Regions from separate parts of the Homo sapiens genome. Here region 2 is linked to region 1. Evidence: chromatin loops called from intact Hi-C (ENCODE). Cell type or tissue: IMR-90. All regions are shown on one strand.

Region 1 (8,000 bases):
TACTGCCAATTAAAGACTGCTAACTTACCCTTTGAAAACACGCTGAAGGGTACAGCTGCTTAGCCAATGCATTCATTCTTCCTACATGTTCCAACACAATGGGTTATGTTACATGAGAATGCACTGGAAGCTTCATCCTGACTAGCTGTACTAGTCCATTTTCATGCTGCTGATAAAGACATACCCAAGACTGGGTAATTTATAAAGAAAAAGAGGTTTAAAGGACTCACAGTTCCATGTGGCTGGGGAGGCCTCACAATCGTGGCGGAAGGCGAAAGACACATCTTATGTGGCAGCAGACAAAAGAGAGAATGAGAACCATGCAAAAGGGGTTTCCCTTTATAAAAGCATTAGATCTTGTGAGACTTATTCACTACCATGAGAACAGTATGGGGGAAACTGTCCCCATGATTCAGTTATCTCCCACTGGGTCCCTCCCACAGCATGTGAGAGTTATGGGAGCTACAATTCAAGATGAGATTTGGGTGGGGACACAGCCACACCATATCACCACCTTATTTAGATGTATGCCTCTCTGAGTCTCCTAGGCACCTCACCTTTTGCCCACCCCGAGGAAGGATCATTTCTTCAGATGGTTCCTTTGATCATGTTTCTGTTGGAATTTAGCAGTTTTGATCCCAAAGGTAGAGGCCTAATAAAAGAAACCCTTATCCTATGTTCTGCCTCAACGCTGGAGGCATCTCTCTGTAGCCCTGGAATCAACAACCAAGGTTATAATTTGGAATCTGCTACTTCATAGTTGTATGACCTTAGTCAATTTACCTAATCTTTCTGAGGCTGGATTTTTTAATCTATAAAATGAGAATATTGATGATAACTAATTACAAAGATAAGTCAACCACAGAGTTGCTGGGGTGGTTAAATGAGATGAAGTATGTCAGGAACTTAGTATGAGGCACATGGTAGACATTGAATAAATGTTGTTCTAATTATTATTATTATTATTAAGCTTTCATACAGTGTTGATACCACTCTGCTCCTCCTGTCTCTCGTAGGACATTTCTAGAATCTGTTGGGGTTCCTGAGAGAGAGAGAGCACCTGCCACTGGCATTGAAAAAGGTAATATTTTGTGAATCTTAATTTGGGAGGACACAGTCAACTTCAATCGCTAGCTCATTTGGGAGACTTAGGAACCAGAGACCAGGAATGTCATCTACAAGCAGTATGTAGGATTCAAGAACTCAGGTTATTTAAGAACATCGTTTGATTCTGGAAACTTGGTTTGTAAGAATTGTATGGATTTATGGAATGTTAGCCTCTAGGAATGCTGTGTGTTTCTAGATACAATGGTTGAAAGAACTTCAGGTGATTCTGGAACATTGACCTTTAAAAATGATATATGATTTGTAATTTTGGCTTTTAATAATGTTATGTCATTTATAACCTTGTGTGCTTCTGGAAACTTGATTTATAATAAACTTATATGGTTCTGAAAACTTAGTTTATTAAAACATTATGTGATTCTGAAAATTTGGCTTGAAATAGAAAATATGTTTGATTCCAGGATCATAGCTGTCAGAATAGCACTATAATCACACTGTATGGCGTCAGAAACTTGCTTTACAAGAATATTGTGTGAGTCTGGAAGCCTAGTCTACAAGAAGTTCAGTTTAATTTTGGAATCTTGATCTCCATGTACGTTGGCTGGTAGGAATCTTGCATGAGTTTGGAACTTGTTCTTTAGAAATCTCATATATTTCTGGATGCTTGATCACAAGAATTTCATGTGACTTGCAAAGGTTGGTTTATTAGGTTTTGTGATTTTGAATCTTGGCTTGTAGGAATCTTATGTGACTTTGGAATCTTGGCCTAAAAAACTGCTATTTAATTCTAGAACCTTAGCCAATGAGAATCTTAAGTGATTCAGAATCCCTGGTCTATAATAGCACAGCATTTCAGAACGTTGGCCTGTAAGAATATGATGCAACTCTGTAACACTGGCCTGTAATAACGTGATGTGGTTTCAGAATCTTAGCCTTTGCAAAGTGTGATTGTGATACTTTGGTATGTCAAAGACCACTGATAGTGTTTTAATATTTGTTTTTTCTTCCTTGGTCATAGACCACTGATTTTTAGCTGTGACATGGCCAGCTAAAAACTAAATTTCTGAATAAAAACTGAAATAAAAAGTCAATTTCTCATTCTGTCTTGCAGCTAAGTTTGTCCTTGTGACTAAGGTCTGGCCAATGACATGGAAACAGAAGTGGCAGAGACACTTTCTGGAAAATATTTGTAAATGGAGGGGCTATGCCCTTCATCAGCCCTTCCTCCTTCCTATTGGCTGGAATGTTGGCCTGCTTCCTGCAGCCACCTGGAGCCAGGAAGTGATGCTGGCAGGGAAACCACGAATGGTGGTGTATCGAGATTGAAGGAGCTCCTGCCACTGTGGAGCACCACCCCAAACCTACCTGATGTGAGGCAGAATTAAATTGCCTCACTGAAGCACTTTTATTTTGGATTTTGTGTCACTCACACACAAGCCTAATCTAGTGTTTTAATCCAAAGAACAATAGGTGATTCTGAAAAGTTGGTTTCTGTCATCCTGGCACCTTGGCCTGTAAATCTTAGGTGATTCAGACACCTTGGTATGCTGGATTACCTGTTGTCAATTTAGCATCACTGCCACCCTCTTGAAGAGGAGAAGCCAAGAACTACATTTCCCAGAGTTCCCTTCAGGGTGGTTCTGGATTAGAGTTGGCTGTGAGGACACTCACATGAGATCTGGAGGGTGAAAGAGGAGAGGCCATTATTCTCCAGAGACTACTAGGCAATAGCATGGGCACTCTGGCTGCTATGACTTAGGGCAGAGGTTAGCAAACTACAGCCCATGGCTGTAGTAGGTCAGACTAGCCCACTGCTTGTTTTTGTAAATAAAGTTTTGGGACCTTTTTGCTAATTTTTTTTAAGTTCTATGGTACATGTGCAGGGTGTGCAGGTTTGTTACGTAGGTAAATGTGTGCTATGGTGATTTGCTGCACCTGTCAACCCGTCACCTAGGTATTAAGCCCAGCATGCGTCAGCCATGTTTCCCAATGCTCTCCCTCCCCACCGCCTCCCCCACAGGCCCCAGTGTGTGTTGTTCCCCTCCCTGTGCCCACGTGTTCACATTGTTCAGCTCCCGCTTATAAGTAAGAACATGCAGTGTTTAAATAAATTTTCTTGGAACACGGCCTTGTTTACATATTGTCTATGGCTGCCTTTAAGCCACAACAGCAGACTTGAGTAGTTGCTACAGGGATCCTCTGTGGCAAAACCTAAAATATTTACTATCTGGTCTTGTACAGAAAAAGTTTGCCAACTCCTGCTATAGAATACATGGTTGGAGCTTAGTAAGTTCCATTTAATAAGTATGTGTTGAGCATCAGCTCTCTGGTGTGTGGCGGGGAGCCTTGTTCATAGAGTAGGTATCATCTAGGTGGAACAATTAAGTATATCCAAGTAGCAAAGTCACACATTTACTTACGTTACCTTTAACTATTCAGAGAAATATATAATTTTGTTTTTTTCTCTAGTAATTGATCGGATCTCCTTCAAATCACTATCCATTGGGTAACAGAAGCAAGAAACCCTACAATTTAATTGATCCCAATAATTTTTTCCCTTTCTCCTTTTTTTCTCTGCCTCCCCTGAGATTCCTGGTGTGTGTGGAGGAAGAGGGGAATAGCCACAGCTTTCCAGGAGGCCCACCTGCCCCTCAGTAACTTTTAATTGCATAAAATAATGTATATTTTCAAAGCTATGCTTGGCTTCATTCGGTAAAAATACACAGGATGTGGCAGTACAGGAGAGTTGGGGCTTTAGACTGACACAGTATGTGCCCTCTGGAACCTCTGGCCTCAGCTGCGGAGGGGCTGGTCCTGGGTGTACCCTGGGCTGGTGACTGTGAGGAGGTCCTGGGCGTTGCCCTGGCATCCACTACTGGAGTCTGCGGTGGCTTCAGCATATGAATTGCTCTCCTTTTTTCTCTGCATGGTCAGAGCTCACATTGTCCCAGCTGATTTGGCCCCATTTTGGTCCTTTCTCTTCATTATTTTGATTTAAGTCCAGTCTTCAAGTTCACTTTAAATGAAAAAGCTTTTACCTAGAGAGAAGAAACTCACAAGTTTATTAATATAACAAAAAAAACCCAGCTTTACTGTCATCTCCCAACCTCCCCAGACCTACTGGGAGAGAAGAGGATCCCTGGACCTATTAGGACTTCTCACATTCTAAAGAGGTGTCATTCCAGTAGCCTGTAGGTTCTCATGGATCTGGGTCTCACTTTATTTGATCAGGGAAGGAGATATGGCCAGGGAATCTTCATTTCTAAGAGGTCAGTTGGCTAAAGTCCTGAGGTGTTGATGGTTTGAAAAACCGTTAATCCTTTTACATTTTTATACCACAGAACAGTAATCACACTTTTACATCTCAGTTTTTGTGTCAAAATTCAAATGTTTGCATTATAATTGAAGTGTATTAAGCTATTTAATGCCCACAGGCTTCTAGAGGCATAGGAGACAGTCCAGTAACCAAAGATAAAGGCTAGCCACAAGACAGCAGAGCTGGGCTCTAGAGAAGCCACAAGCTGCAGGAGCCTGCTGAGAGAACAGTGAGGGAAAATCCCTTCCTTCTGCTATGTCTCTGTAGCGCCCTCTACTGACAACGCTTACCACTGTGCCAGCTGGCAAAAGAAAACTATTTAATGGGCCCATCTCCATTTTTGCAGAGCTGGTAGTGAAGGATAAATTTGGAACTGAGAGTCAGTAAATTGATAACTGGAACATATGAGATATGTCTATCAATAATTATCATGGCAGGTGCAGTGGCTCACACCTGTAATCCCAGCACTTTGGGAGGCCAAGGCAGGCAGATCACTTTAGCTCAGGAGCTCCAGACAAGCCCGGGCAACATGGCAAAACCCCATCTCCACTAAAAATAAAAAAAAATTAGCCGGTCGTGGCAGCGTGTGCCTGTAGTCCCAGCTACTCAGGGGGCTGAGGTGGGAAGATCGCTTGAGCCTGGGAGGCTGAGGCTGCAGTGAGCCAAGATTGAGTCTGCCAGGGTGACAGAGCAAGACCATGTCTCAAATAAATAATAGTAATAATAATATTTATCATAATAGAAAAACAGAACATTTTGAAATACTTATTAATGCATTTTTAAATAACAGCAATAAACATATTATGTATTCACATATTTTAATCAAAGTATTTGTATTGTCCCAAACAAACAAAAGTAATAGAATGAGTGACATTGTTTGGAAATCTCTTTGCTGTTTGGTTAATAGAAGATAGCTGGATTCTCCTTCCTGCTTTTGCAGTCAATCTATCGTGGTATGTTGTTTTGGTTAAAGTATATAAAGAAAATCTGGCTTTACGCAAGCGTGCAGTTGAAAAAGGGAGGAGTATTTTAACAGTTTTTGAAGATAATTGTAGATATTCTCCCTTAACCATGCACCAAAACTCAACTAGTAGGAATTTCTTAAAGATTAGTTGCAATGTGGAATTTGAAATCACATCAGTATGTTTTCATACTCTGTAACATTAAAATCCATTTGTCAACCTTGCACTTTAAATGGATTTTTGCCTGTGCATGATTTTGAAACATCATACTTTGATCACCTGGAAAATATTAGTTCACTGAATTATGTAGATCTTCCAAATATTGACACATTTAATCATACAATATTTAAAAAACAACATTACTTAACATCACGACCCATCACAATGTATTGGGAAGCTGTCAATCCCACAGTAGCAGATGCAAGTTTTCCAAAATTCTAATTTGCACTTGAAATTTTGAATTTTATAATTGGCAGCAATGATTGTCAATTATTTTCCTTGAAGTGGTGGGCTCCTTTCATTTATTTTCAAGATAATGTCTGCCAAATACACAAGTCTGATTAACTTTACCTTATCTGTTTTTCAAGCAAAACCAGTGTTCAATGAAAAATGTGCAGTTTAGCTCACAACTCAGTCTCACCAGTCCCTTTCATTTAAACAATCACCATGCTTTTGTATGCAGCAGAGCTGCTGTATACATTTTCCCATTTTGTCACACTGAGTTAGAATATTAAAATGGCAAGTACTTAAGGGTCAATATTTAATAACATGAATAATTTTAACTGCCTCATCAAGAACATTCTTAAGTAAAGTTGGCTTTTTTTTTAAACTGCAAGTGCATGGTGGTTAAAACACACACACAAACACACACACAGAGAGTCAGTGACTGTCAGTATAGTCTGCCCTAATTCACGCTAAAAGCACCAGCAGTTTTAGCCACCTTTGCTTCTGTACCATCAGTACACATTTTAATACAGTAAAAAAAGAGGATTATTATGAAAATAGTCGTGACTTTTCAGATCCTCTGCAAGGGCACAGTGACTCACACCTGTAATCCCAACACTTTGGGAGGCTGAGATGGGCAAATAGTTTGAGCTCAGCAGTTCGAGACCAGCCTGGGAAATATTGTAAAACCCCATCTCTACATAAAATATTAAAAAGTTAGCCAGGTGTTGTGGTAGTGTGTGCCTATAGTCACAGCTACTCGGGAGGATGAGGTGGGAGGGTGGCTTGAGCCTGAAAGGTGGAGGCTGCAGTGAGTCAAAATGGTGCCACTGCACTCCAGCCTGGGTGACAGAGCCAGACCCTGTCTCAAATAAAAAAAGGAAGAAAATCATTGATCTATTTAACATCTTATAACTAAGGACCATAATGTGATTTCAGGGTCATCATGTTCATTTGAGTAAGAGTCCTATTGGCACCAAGTAGTACTATTTTATTTTTAAGGACTAGCATCAGAAGGATATAGTACATAAATGAGTTCATACTCAGTGACATCAAAAATGCTATATGAACAAAGGCTTTAGAGTAGTTTGGATGGAGGAAAAGGTGATGGGGGAGTTGGATCATCATACAACACAAGGTGATAATAAGCTGAACTCGAAGGAATCTATATCACTGCAGTCAATACCATAATCACAGTGCCAGTGGTGAGTTAGTTTCAGCAAAACAACATCTAGAGCTAATCATCCCCAGCTACTAAAACAAGATCCTCCTGAGTGCTTTGTCCAGTGCCCTATGAATTATGAGTTTTTTCAGTCTGGCTGGAGAGCAGGTACTATTACTGGCCCCGCATGAGCTTCTGGTGCTGTTCCTTCTAACCCTTTCGGGTGATTCTTTCGCTGGCTCATGGGGCTTCCTCACACGCAGGTGCTGATCAAACTCTGCTAAATGCCTGAGGGAGACCCTTGGTGGCTCTTTGGAGTTCTCCGTCTGTGTGGCTCTCTTCTCTCCAGTCCTGTGCCCTGCGAACTCTGACAGCCTGGGCCTCCTTACATTCAGTTCCTTCCACCCTCTCAACCCAGGGAGTCTGTGGGACCCGCCTGTGTTCCTTCTCCCTGCACCGTGGCCTGGAAACTCTCTCAAGGCAGCAAGCTGGGACGGTCACAGGGACTGTCTCATTTGTTTGTTGCGTCTTAGGGATGACTTCATTGCCTGAGGTCTGGTGTCTTGAAAATCAGTGTTTCATATTTTTAGTTGTTTCAGGTGGGCTAGTAAATCCAGTCTCTTACTACTTCTTGGCTGGAAGCAAAAGACCCCAAAGGATCCAAATTTGATCCTATCATAAGCACTCATGTATTAGGCTGACCCATCCTTAATCAATTTCTGAACTCATCTCGTTTGCAGTACTTTGCCAAATGCAGCCAACAGCAAGCAAAACACACTACTCAATTTCTGTCTTCAAACTTCTTTCCCTACATTTCAAGTAATTACAGGTGAGAGTTTCACCAAATGTTTCTCCACTGCATGGATAGCTATCTCTCCAGCTTCCAACATCAGTTCCTTATTGCTGCCACTGAATCTCTAAGAGAATACTGCATCTTTTCATTGTTTTTTGCTTTAACAGCACTTCACTTCTAAGTACAAATTTCTGTGTTAGTCAGGATAGGCTAGGTTAAGCTGTGCTAACAACAACCACCCTTAAAATCAATAAGAGC
Region 2 (8,000 bases), 96 kb before region 1:
GTTAGAGTGACAAACCAGATGTGTTATTGCCTCTCCACAAAGCTCCTAATCTAGGAGAGGAGACAAACATGAACGGTAATAATCAAAACAACACCTCCCATTTATTGATCACTTATGGAGCTGGATGCTTTCCTCACATTTCCTTTAATCTTCATGACAGCCCTACAAAGTGGTGCAATTATACCTGCCTTTTACAGAGGAAGAACTTGAGGATCAGAGAGGTAAGGTTTCAGAACTTGTAAAAGGAAGACCCAGGATTTGAACCTGGTCTTGCCTGATTCCAGATCCCAAGCTCCTAACCACTTGGTTTCGTTGCTTTTTGGCACTGGATGGTAAATGGGACTGTGAGAAGGGCTAAAATAGAAGTGTGAACAGAGAGCCAGAGAAGCACATAGGAGGGCCAGAGAAGGAGGTCACCTCAGAGTGGGCCTTGGTAATAGGAGTTTTTCAGAGGTGACGTGAACATTCTAAGTAGAGGAAATGCAAGCCTACCAGAGTCTGTGCAAAAGAGTCAGCATTTGAGCTGTTTCCAGGGAGTGAGGAATAGTCAGAGGTGGCAGAAGTGTGAGAACAGCGTAAACCCAAGTCTCAGGTTCCCGCCCCTTTAAGGGTAAGCTCCCTCTGGTGTATTTGGAGAAAGGGAGTTTGCCTCATGATTCCTAACTCCTGACTTCCTTGGAAGCCACTTCTTTGGTCTAAGTCTGGTCAACTATTAAGTCTCTCCATTGGCAGAGGAGGCAATGTGCACATTTGCCCCCTCTCTTTCAGTGGGCTTTCAGTGGGCATGATGGGAACACACACACACACACACACACACACACACACACACACACACGCATGCATGCATGCATGCATACATACACATGCAGCAATAATAAACAATATTCTTCAGATCCAACACAATCAAATCCATGTTAAAGAAGAGAAACATTTCCTTAAGTAAACCTCAAAGGTACAGATGACCCCGTATATTTTGAAGATACCATTTTCCATTATTTTTCAGAGCAGTGTTGGTTCTTTCTACCACTTTCAGATGTTGCCTAAAGGTTATGAGCCATTGCAGCCAGCATTGTCTCAAATGCCAGGGACAGATCCCCTGGAGGACACTCTCTGGCTATAAATAAGGTTCTGATAAAGTTTTACATTTTAATCTTTTTCTTTGGGGATGATCAAATTTTTTGCGGGGTTGGGGGGAAGGAGTGATAAAAAGACAAGAGTTGAAAAATAATTTGGAGTCACATTGTGGGGGATTTTTAATGTCATAATGAGGAGTATGGCTTTCATTTGATAGGTAATGAGAAGCCTTTGGAGATTTTTGCAGGAGGTGGGGGAGACTAGGGTAGGACTGCGTCCACGCCAGTCAGAAGGACAGAAGCCTGTGGCCTTTCTACCAGTTGAAGAAGTTTCTGTGAAGGAGGTGTCATTGCCTCATGGATCATTTTTCAGATGCCTCCTCACACTCCCTGAAGGCATCTTGTGCTTTCATAGGCATCACTTGAGCTCCCATAAAGATGACGTCTTTCCCCACCTTGGGCTCCACAGGTGCTATGTCCTCTGCTCACCCAAGCGCCCTGCATCACCCCGCAGCCCTGCTGCTCATAGGATCAAACCTGTGCCCTGCCTGCCCTTCAAGGCCCTATTTAATGGGGGCTTACTCCTGCCTTCCTTATTTTCTTTCCTAACTCTCTCCAAAACAAACCACACACTCCTCTCTGGGTAGTACCCAGCATCCCCTGAATATGAATAACAGGACCTATAACCATGACTGATGAAGTCCTGACCGTGGACCAGGCACTGTGCTGCATGCTCTACCTGACTTCATTCAATCCCTCAGCATACCGTGGGTCTTTTTATTCCCACTGAATGGATGGCATTGAGTCTCTGTCAACACTCCAATATATTCCCTTGGCATTCACCATTCCTGTGAAAGCCAGATCTTATGGCCTCCAACTATAAGCCCAAGGGTGTTCTCCAGCCCCTGGACCACCTCTCAGCAGACTGGGCATGGTGAGGCATTAATGGGAGCAGTCCTCAACCAGTGACCGATGGGAGCTGGTGGACAGGTACCCCAGCTCCCTCCCCTCCAAGGGACCACTCTGAGGTGTGTTCTCCAACAATCTCCAAAGAGTGCCCAGTGGGATTGCACCCCAGTCACCCAGAGTGGTAACCTGCTCACTGCTGCACCCTTAGCTTCCTTCCTTGTCTTATTTCTTCATTGCCTTGACAGTGCTCTCTGGGATCACTTCCTCCAAAAAACAACTTACACTTAAGCCCTTATATCAGAGTCTACTTCCAAGAAAGCCCAACCTATGGCAAACGGTTTAGAGAAGTGAAGCAACTTGCCCCAATTTTTGTAGCGAGAAAGTGGCAGTGTCAGGATTTGAACCCCAGAGTTGAGGGAGCAACACTGATAGTGCCTCCAAACCATGCTAATTATATTGCCTCCAGACTTGCCTACATCTGTCCAAGCAACTGGGATGTCTGGGAATGCCAGAAACTCTGCTGTTTGAGTTTCTGGCTCTGGGTACACCCCTTGAAAAAGAATATCCTCTTTGGGAAGTCGATTAACCTATTAAACTAATATCAACCACTCACCTGTAGTGTGAACTTATTTATCACATCCTTTTCTTCCCCAAGTTCCCTGAACAGAGGAGGAGTTTTAATAGGGAAGAGAAAAGATATGATTTTTTAGTGAGTGTGGGTCAGGAGCACCAGCTCTCGTGCAGCTCAAGGGTCCAGGAGGAGAAAGTAGACCTTCAGAAAGGCAGCTGAGGGAATGATAAAAATTAGCGTGTTATGTTTCTCCATTTAGCTGAGAGCTGGTCCTAGCCTTCTGGGCTGGTGACCTCAGTCTGGAAGGGTGTGCAGGAATTTCTGAATATCACAAGTTGCATAACTGATCTTGGAATTTGAAGAGCAGAAGATAGGGGAACACAACCCAAGACAAACCATAAAAAAGTTCCTAACAGTATGAGCACTAATGAAACCCACTAGCTAATCTCCACCTCCAGCCAGCCTTGTTAGTCAGCCTCAGTAGCCCAGTTGCCAGAAGATAAAAAAGATGCAGCCATCCTCTACTTCCCCTTCATCACAGGATTGAAGGGCTGGCCTTGTTCCTGGGATCAAATGCCGCCTAGGCTGGGGCAGCCACCAGTGGGTGCCGGCTTAGAGACTGCTCATCTACACTTACTTCTGCAAAGAGGACAAACTTCTTGCTCTTCCAGGGAAGGTTCTCCCAGACTACCCCAGCTGCTCCTGCTCATCCCCAAGCATGTCCCAGAAATAAACATATCCCAGGAAATTTGCAGCTGGGGGCAGAGGCCAAGTGGTGGTGTGGAGGAGGGGTGGAGGTATGATGTGTGTGGGTGTTTTAGTTAATGTTTGGGTAACAAATGCTTCTGTGAGCATTTTTTCTCTGCTGAGCGTTAGTGAGAAAAATGTGGGTGCAAGTGTTGGGCTTAAGGCCTCTTGGGAGTGTTCCCCTCAGAGAAGGCCAAAAATCAAGCATCATTTGGAGGATTATTGCAAGGGAAATGGAGCTAGCATTTTCCCTGGTCTTTGCAGAGCCTCAAAACAGGCTCTGCAAATGGCTGATGGCCTCTGAAGTTGCTCCTGGGGCTGCTGGCTAGGAAGTTTAGTAGTTAAACATAGGCTCTGTGGTCAGAGAGACCTGGATTAGAATCCCAGCCTGGCCCCTCAATAGCTGGGTGACTTGCCACTTACAACAATTTACTGCCTATAAAATAAAAATGATAAAACAGCAAACTCTTACAGAGTGCCAGATGCACTTCTAAGCACTTGACATACATTAACTCATCCAATAATCACAGCTCTATGAAGTTGGTGTTATTGTTATTCTCATTTTACGGATGAAGAAACCGAGGCACGAAAGGAACCTTATCTTGCTCAAGGACACTCAGCTGGTAACATGGTGGGGCCTGGAGATGGTGTCAAGCAATCTGGTTGCAGTGCCCTTGACCGCTCTGCATCTTGGGCCACTGTGAGGAAGAGATGAAACACAGCCTTGGAAGGGCTTGGCACAGTGCCTGCCACATGACAAGCTCTCAATAAATGTTAGCTGTTATTATTAACAACACATGAAACAGCATGCAACAGACTAGTTGAACTCTCTGCATCATTTTGAGATTCTTAACAATGACTGACATTTGTTTAGCTCTGTATATAATTCAAGGGGCTTTCCCAATTATGTCTCCCGTAACCCTCCCTGAAGCCCTGTGAAGGCAGTGGGCAGTTTACAATGGGCTTGAGAAGGTCAGTAACTTGCATAGGGTCCCACACCAGCTCTCCGGTCATTCCATCCTTCATTAAGTGTATTGATATCCCAGAAGCAGAATCACACAACGTGTGGGATGAAAAAAATCCCAAAGCATCATCAATATGTGACCCTTTAATGTGTTTAACTCAGATTCTATTGACACAAACATTTTGATACTCAGCTGTATAAACTGTGATGCAACAACAATTTATCAGTTATTTATATTCTAACTTTTTGCAATAGGGATCTGAAGGGATGACAACAAAAGTGGATACCACAAACATAAAATCACCTGAAAATCAAATAAAATAGGAGATCAAAAGTAAAGCAACAGAACTAACATTTTTACAGCATTTTCCAGTTTATAAACACGTGATCTCATTTCAACCTCATGACAACCCACTGCTAGACATTAATGTGCCACAAATTTGGGCTTAGAAGAGCTACTGTCATAGAGAATATAGGACTACGGCCAAACCTCCTGCCCTGATGGAGTTTTGCCTGTGTGCTTTTGCCAGTTACTAAGAGAGTAGTGTTAATGTCAGTAACACTCCAGAGCTAGAATGCTTGGTTTCAAATCTCAGCCCTGATACTTTACCAATTCTGTGACTTTGGGCAAGTTACTTAAGCTTTCCGTGCTTCAGAATTCTCACCTAGTAAGTGAGGGTGCCTACTGCATGCCACAGTTGTGAGGGTTGAATGAGCTAGCACATGTGAAGTGTGTGGAAAAGTGCTTGGCCCATAGTTAACAAAGTGCTATTTTCTTATAACAAAATAAGCAAAATTATCTCCCTCAAATATTGTAGAATTGTGTCTCTCCTTGTAGTTCTGTTGATTTTTGCTTTATAGATGCTTAGGCTAAGTAGTTAGATGTGTACAGATTTTGAATTATCATATCTTCTTAGTGATTGAACCTTATATTATTACAAGGGTCTTTATTTTTAATAATGCTTTTTGCCTTACAGTCTATTTTGTCTGATATGAACACGTTTTCACTGCCTTTTTTCAGTTAGTGTTTGCATGGACTCTCTGTCATTTCCCACTCTTTTCCTTTCAACCTTTCTATATCTGTGTTTTAGACCTATCTCATGTAAGCAGCATGTAACTGTTTTTAAATTTAAACTCTTCAACTTTTTTTAAAATTGGAGCACTTAGTTTATTTACATTTAATTTTAATGCCTCTATACTCACCTTGAAATCTACTATCATAGGATTTTTTATTTGTCCTGCTTGATTTATACTCCTTTTTCTTTGTTTCTTTCTTTTGGATAGATCATTTGTAATTATTCTATTTCCTCTCTGCTATGTTGGAAGTAATCAACTCATTTGCTATTCTTTAATGTTTCCTTGAGACTCCAGCATGTATGTTTGCTTGATAAAGCACTAATATTAATTTTATTATAATTTTTGTCCTCCTCTCAGACAATGCAGGGGCCTTGGAACATTTACCCCACAGTTGCTACCCTCCTGATTCAAAAACAATTATTTTTGTTTATTCTCTCTGTATTTTAAACCCCAGGAGATATTTTTTTTTGCAGCCAGTCAAAATTTAGATTTATCTACATATTTACCATTTTTCTGGCTTTTCTTTCATCTTCAACTTTCCATATGGGTTCATTTTTCTCCTGCCAGAAGAATATTATTTAGTGTTTCCTTTAGGACTAGAGTTTCTGATGTCAAATTCTCTCCGTTCTTGTTTGTATGAAAATGCCATTATTTCATTTTTATTTTTGAAGGATATTTTCTCTGGGCACAAAATTCTAGACTGGCATTGTTTTTTCTTTTAGCACATTGAAACTATCATTTCATTGTCTTCCAATTCTTGTTTTGGTTGAAAAGTCCATTTTCAGTTTAATCCTTGCTCCTTTGAATGTAAAATGTCTTTTTTTTCTCTATAGCTGCCTTTAAGATTTTTCTTTTTAATTTTGGTTTAGAGAAACTTTGCTATGTTGTGGGTTTATTTTTACTTATTCTCCTGAGATTAATTTGGCTTCTTTTATCTGTGGATTTAAGCCTTTCATCAGTTTAGGACAATTCTCAGTCATTATCTCTTCAAACATTGTGTCCATCTCATTTTCTCTCTCCTCTACCACTGGGACTCCAACTAAACACTTGTCAGAATTTCTAACCAAATCTTATTGTATCTCATCTTCTCCTTGCATTTTTCAATTTGTTCTTCCTATTGTTCATTCTGGATATATTCTTCTTCTCTATCTTTCAACTTATTAAGTCTTCCTCAGCTGAGTCAAAATCCATTCTTTAAGCTCTTAATTTTGATTATTTAATTTTTTAGTTTAAAATTTTCCATCTGGTTCTTTACAAATTCTCTGGTAAAATTTTAAATCTTGTCTTTTATCTACTCAAACACAGTAAAAATTATTATTTTAAAGTCTGGGTCTGAGAAACTGGAGTCCTTATGATTTATTTATATTGTATGTTGTTTCCTCTGATGTATATATATATATATATATATGTATATATATACACACACACACATACATGTATATATATGTATATATATACATACATATACATATATACATACATATATACACACATACATGTACATATATAATGTACATATATACGTGTGTGTGTGTGTGTGTGTGTGTGTATATATATATATATATATATAGTCTTGTTCCTCATGTGATTCATTATCTTTGTGCACAGGTCATTGTACTTGAAAATTGTTTGTAAAAAATAAATTGAGAACTTGAATTTTATCTTCCAAAGATAATAATTTGCTTCTGCTAGGTTCTTGACACCACTCAGATCACCTTAATCCTGTTAATAATGTTACAGAAGTTGAGACTTTTTTGGGTACCCAGGCATTTAAAGGCTGGGTTACAGTCTATGTGAGGACTGGTGTACTGACAGATCCCTCTCACTCTTAGGGCAAAGCCCTTTAGGGTTTTAAGGTGTTAAGGATTTACTGTGATCCCCACTTTGGCAGACCCTGAACTACAACTTTTTCTCCTACCCACAAATACCGTCAAAAATGTTTCCCAGTCTCAGCCACATCTTCCAGATTTGCAAATGCCTCCAGGGCAAAAGCAGCCCCAAATGCCAGGCTTACGTCTTTGAGTTTCCTTTCTCTTTCAGATCTCAGTCCAGTAATTCTTTTTACTACCTTAATAGTTTTCTCATTCTTTCAAGCTGAGTTTTGGAAAATATTTTGTCCAGTTTTTTAAGTTCCCTTTACAGGAAGAATTTACCTAGATTACTCAAGCTTCCAAACTTGGAAGTGAAAATCAAAATATGACAATGTCATTTCCTAATGATGGCCTTTGATAATATCTCATAAAACTCAGCAAGAATCTTCTGGTGAATCTTCTAGAATTTCCAATTCAAAACCACCTACTGCTGGCATAGTGATTTTATTCGGTCTTATCTAATAACAACTTGAGGACTAGGAGATTTGTTCATTCATTTATTCATCACATATTTGTTGGGTGTGTGCTATGTCCCAGGCACAGATCTAGGGAGCACAGACACCCTCCCTCTCTCAAAAAGTTTAATGTCTAGACAGAGAGAAGGACAAATTAAAAGAAAAAAAAAGCTACAACTGAAATGACATGAGAGATTGACAGGAAAATTGACAACTATCGATTGCAATAGGAAGAGGGTAAGAGTGCCAAATACAGGAAGGATTACATCAATTGTGATGCTTTGTCTTCAAGCTCCAGAAAACTGAACCCAAATGGGCTTAAATAATGAGTGA

What was found. Hi-C counts contacts between places; a loop is a spot of excess contacts. Peaks named below come from ENCODE experiments on the same cell type or tissue, not always from the same donor. Only the 100,000 strongest peaks of a DNase experiment are listed, where the experiment ranks them.
Region 2: a loop joins it to region 1, with 2.6 times the contacts of the local background. A loop is called at or near these places in 5 of 110 quality-filtered maps.

The regions. Positions count from the first base shown.
Region 1 is chr15:68,534,579-68,542,578 of GRCh38, forward strand. It overlaps a transcript of CORO2B not described here. Among named protein-coding and RNA genes, the nearest start is that of CORO2B, 40 kb to the right of the region's middle. In IMR-90, a CTCF peak has its summit at 4,674 (motif pointing left); DNase peaks (open chromatin) are centred at 1,963 and 2,303; H3K27ac peaks cover 1,466 bases.
Region 2 is chr15:68,438,230-68,446,229 of GRCh38, forward strand. No RefSeq gene overlaps it. Among named protein-coding and RNA genes, the nearest start is that of ITGA11, 10 kb to the left of the region's middle. In IMR-90, no CTCF peak of the experiment used is centred here; no DNase peak of the experiment used is centred here; H3K27ac peaks cover 1,441 bases; H3K27me3 peaks cover 632 bases.